2 separate regions of the Homo sapiens genome follow, and region 2 is linked to region 1. A link is an interaction called in ENCODE POLR2A ChIA-PET data of the cell type or tissue named here. Cell type or tissue: OCI-LY7. All regions are shown on one strand.

The links. ChIA-PET counts read pairs that join two places held together with the same protein. Peaks named below come from ENCODE experiments on the same cell type or tissue, not always from the same donor. Only the 100,000 strongest peaks of a DNase experiment are listed, where the experiment ranks them.
Region 2: POLR2A ChIA-PET joins it to region 1 with 7 read pairs; 7 of 35 experiments call an interaction of 5 or more read pairs at or near these places.

Annotation. Positions count from the first base shown.
Region 1 is chr5:69,258,053-69,260,552 of GRCh38, reverse strand. It overlaps CDK7 (cyclin dependent kinase 7), which reads right to left. Exons shown (of 12, transcript NM_001799.4): 6 at 2,400-2,500; 7 at 617-735. Among named protein-coding and RNA genes, the nearest start is that of CDK7, 24 kb to the right of the region's middle. In OCI-LY7, no CTCF peak of the experiment used is centred here; no DNase peak of the experiment used is centred here.
Region 2 is chr5:69,105,769-69,108,268 of GRCh38, reverse strand. The region is part of intron 4 of SLC30A5 (solute carrier family 30 member 5); the gene reads right to left. Among named protein-coding and RNA genes, the nearest start is that of SLC30A5, 13 kb to the right of the region's middle. In OCI-LY7, no CTCF peak of the experiment used is centred here; no DNase peak of the experiment used is centred here; H3K27ac peaks cover 773 bases.

The sequences.
Region 1 (2,500 bases):
TGATTAGGTAGAAGAATATCCACTGAAATTCTAGATTATCTAACTAAAATGTTAAAGTATAAATTGTTCCCATTTACAAGGTAAATGTCTTAGGATTAAGTTAGACTCTGTTTGAAAAGGGGCTATGTATTTTTTCATCGTGGTAAAGTATACCTAACATAAAAATGACAGGTTTTTTTTTTGTTTGTTTTTTGTTTTTCCCTGAGAGGGAGTCTTTCTCTGTCGCCCAGGCTGGAGTGCGGTGGTGCAATCTCTGCTCACTGCAACTTCTGCCTCTCTGGTTCAAGCAATTCTCCTGCCTCAGCCTCCTGAGTAGCTAGGATTACAGGCGTGCGCCACCATGCCCAGCTAATTCTTTTGTATTTTTAGTAGAGACGGGGTTTCACCATGTTGGCCAGGCTGGTCTCAAACTCCTGACCTCGTGGGTCTGCCTGCCTTGGCCTCCCAAAGTGCTGGGATTACAGGCATGAGTCACCGCGCCTGGCCAAATGGCAGTATTTTTTAAGACGGTATCTATCAACAATGATTCCTTAACTCTGCCAAGATAGTTCAGAGAAGCCAGTTGATGCTCATTTCTGATCAAACTCCTGCACATGTAGCTTTAAGAGATTCTTACCTGGTTACAACCTGATGTGTATAAGCTCTATTGGGGCTCCCAAAAGATTTGGCCAGGCCAAAATCTGCCAGTTTTAGAACTCCATTTTCATCTAGCAACAAGTTGTTTGGTTTCAGATCCTATATGACGGAAGTTTTAAACAAACAAATAAGCAGGGTAGGGGAGAACACTGTAGTGCTACATTTAGTTGGCATAACTTTAAACTTAGCAAAAACAAGGTAACACCTGAAATCTAAACAATCAATTTTTTTCCCACTGATATAAAATCCCATCAAAGCAAAATTGGATTGGTTATAATATATAACCTTGGTAAGGAACTTAATTTCACTAAGCCATAATTTACATACTTCATAGAGTTTCTGTGAGGATTAAATCTGATATTTTCTGTAGTCTAGTGTAATAACTGGCTCATAGTAGGCACTCAATAAATGGTTCCTACTATTAATAATAAATATGAACTTTCATAATATACGTTGTTAATGTATAAGAATGAGGATGACATTCTTCAAAATCCATGCTAAAAAGACATCAGCAATAACCTAAGAGGGATTCCAAACTTACGATATGAGAATTACTAGTTATAAATTATATATTCTTAGCTACTTATCTAAATAGCTAGGTAGCTAGCATCTACCTAGCTAAATTATCAGCTTTGTTCTAAAAGCTGAATGTTCCCACTATTTCATAAACTGTATTTTGTACCTTGAATTTTAGAGCTACAAGAAACATTACTTTTCTAGTATTTTGGCATTGTATGAGTTAATCCAAGACCATCTCTATATTTTTTTCCCCACAACAACATTGTAGCACAAAGAATACTGAACTTAAAGCCAAAAGACCTATGTTCTTTTTTTTTTTTTTGAGACAGGGTTTCACTCTGTCACCCAGACTAGAGTGCAGTGGTGAGGTCTCAGCTCACTGCAACCCCCACCTCCTGGGCTCAGGTGATCCCCCAACCTCAGCCTCCTGAGCAGCTGGGACTACAGGTGTGCACCACTGCACCCAGCTAATTTCTGTATTTTTTGTAGAGATGAGTTTTCACTATATTGCCCAGGCTGGTCTAGAACTCCTGGGCTCGAGATATCTACTTGCCTCAGCCTCCCAAAGTGCTGGCAACACAAAAGTGAGCCACCATGCCTGGGTCAAAACCTATGTTTTAATACTCTGTCCATTATCAGCAGCCAACCTTGAAAAAAAATATAACCATGGTCAGGTCACTTAGCAACTTAGCTCTTCATCTATTAAAAAATGAGGAGGCCGGGCGCAATGGCTCACGCCTGTAATCCCAGCACTTTGGGAGGCCAAGATGGGCAGATCACGAGGCCAGGAGATCGAGACCATTCTGGCTAACACGGTGAAACCCCGTCTCTACTAAAAAAATACAAAAAATTAGCTGGGCGTGGTGGCGGGCACCTGTGGTCCCAGCTACTCGGGAGGCTGAGGCAGGAGAATGGCATGAAACCAGGAGACGGAGCTTGCAGTGAGCAAGAGATCGCGCCACTGCACTCCAGCCTGGGTGACAGAGCAAGATTCCATCTCAAAAAAAAAAAAAAAAAAAAATGAGGGACTGGATCTCTTCCAGTTCTAAATTTCACAAAGTAATATGGAGTCCTTACAGCACCAACTGCTGGAACAAGTGAAGGGAATAATATATAGCAAAAAGATGGGATAAAACAGTCAGCTATAAATTCATTGTTAAACAATTTACATATTCAGACCACTATGTACCAAATTGGCTATATAAAACTTGACTAGTATAAAGAAGCAATATTAAAAACCTTACCCTATGTAGGATCCAATGTTGATGTAAATATTCTAATCCTTGAAGAGTCATCAACATGTAGGCTTTGATGTGTGATGGTGTCAGCACAAGACTATTATCCT
Region 2 (2,500 bases), 150 kb after region 1:
GAAAAACATTTCCCCTTGATTTCACAAAACATAAGAAAAATAAATAGGTACAACTGCTTTAGAAAATGGTTTGGCATTATCTACCTTAGAAAGATTGAAGCTACAAATACCTAATCATACCACTCATAGAATTATGTCATACAGATTTCTTATTCTTGTATAGGTATGTATCAGGTAACACTTACCAGGTTGCTCATACCAGCACTGTTTGCAGTAATCCAAAAAAATACAGGCAATGTGGCTGGGTATGGTGGCTCACACCTATAATCCAGCACTTTGGGAGCCCAAGGCAGGGGGATCACGAGGTCAAAAGATCGAGACCACTCTGGCCAACATGGTGAAACCCCATCTCTACTAAAAATACAAAAATTGGCTGGGCGTGGTGGCACATGCCTGTAATCCCAGCTACTCGGGAGGCTGAGGCAGGAGAATCACTTGAACTCGGGAGGTGGAGGTTGCAGTAAGCCAAGATCGGGCCACTGCATGCCAGCCTGGTGACACAGTGAGACTCCATCTCAAAAAAAAAAAAAAAAAGTACAGGCAACATATACCCATGTGCTGCATAACATTATTTTGGTCAATGGTAGACCACATATATACGATGGTGGTGCCATAAGATTATAATGGAGCTGAGAAATTCCAGTCACCTAGTGTTAATGCATTACTCATGTGTTTCTGGTGATGCTGGTGTAAACAAGCCTACTGCACTGCCAGTCATATAATACAGTACATACAATTATATACAGAACATAAGACTTGATAATGATAATAAATGACTATGCTACTGGTTTATGTATTTACTATACTATAAATTATTTTAGAATGTACTTTTGCTTGTTAAAAATAAAAGTAACTATATCCTTTGACTTCAAATAGTGGTGTCAAAAACAAAAAAAAAGTTAACTGTAAAATAGCTTCAGACAGGTCCTTCAGGAGGTACCCCAGAAGAAGGCATTGTTATAGGAGATGACAATTCCTTGCATGTTACTGCCCCTGAAAACTTTCTAGTGGGACAAGATGTGGAGGTAGAAGACAGTAATATTGATAATCCTGACCCTGTGTAGGTATAGGCTAATGTGTGCATGTCTTAGTTTTTAACAAAAAAGTGCCAGGAGCAGTGGCTCATGCCTGTAATCCCAGCACTTTGGGAGGGTGAGAAGGGTGGATCCTTGAGCCCAGGAGTTTGAGACCAGCCTGGGCCACATGGCAAAACCTGCTATCAAAAAAGATACAAAAGTTAGCCAGGTGTGGTGGTAGGCACCTGTAGTCCCAGCTACTGGTGAGGCTGAGGTGGGAGGATCCCTTGAGCCAAGGAGATGGAGGTTGCAGTGAGCCAAGACTGTGCCATATACTCTAGTCTGAATGACAGAGCAAGATCCTGTCTCCAAAAAAAAAAAGTTGAAAAAAAATTAAAAACAGAAAAAAAGCTTACAGAATAAGGATATAAAGAAAAAATATTTTTGTACAGTTGTACAATGTGTTTATGTTTTAAGCTGTTTTTACAAAAGAGTAAAGTATGCTAAGGTTAAGCTTCTACCTCCTGAGGTCAGGTGATCTCTTCCACCTCAGCCTTCTAGGTAGCTGGGATTACAGGCACGCAGCACCATGCCTGGCTAATTTTTTGTAGAGATGGGATTTTGCCATGTTGTCCAGGCTGGTCTCGAACTTCTGGGCTCAAGCTATCTGCCCACCTCGGCTTCCCAAAGTGCTGGGATTAAAATTTTTGCAATTGAGAAACTGCATAATGGTTTTAGTAGAAGAATGAGAGGGCAGTGTTGGTAGTGATAAGGTCAGGAGCTAGATGACTAAATAGGGAACCAAGTAAAGATGTAAGTACTTCCTCTTTCCCTCCTTATTGTAACACAAAAGGACAGTGATATAGTAACACAGGAACCAAAACATAATTTCATGAATAACAAATTTAAAATATTACAGATGATAAGCAATAGCAGCACTCAATCATATTCAAGCATACGGTGAAAAACCTCTTCCCAAGCTAGGAAATTCAGCTAGCTTTCTCAGCCCTCCAAGCTGCAGCTGCTACTGTGGCTAGAGATATGACATTTCCAATTATACCTACTCTGCATCTGACAAAGTACATGACAAACAAGTCAAAGGGATCCCAATCCAGAAGCTATTCTATTGGCCATGAGAGGGGAAAGGACTTTTCACAAAGCATTTCCACATTTCTCACCCTTCACTTTCCACTCTGTCTACCCCACTATTCTGAGTGAGATCCTTTAGAACAGTGGTCCCCAACCTTTTTGGCACCAGGGTCTGGTTTCCTGGAAGACAATTTTTCCAGACAGCAGTGGTGGGGGGATGTTTTAGGACATAACTGTTCCACCTCAGATCATCAGACATTAGATTCTCATAAGGAGCATGCAACCTAGATATCCCTCCCATGCACAGTTCACAACAGGGTTCCTGCTCCCATGAGAATCTAATGCCATTGCTGATCTGACAGGAGGTAGAGCTCACGCAGTAATGCTTGCTCCCC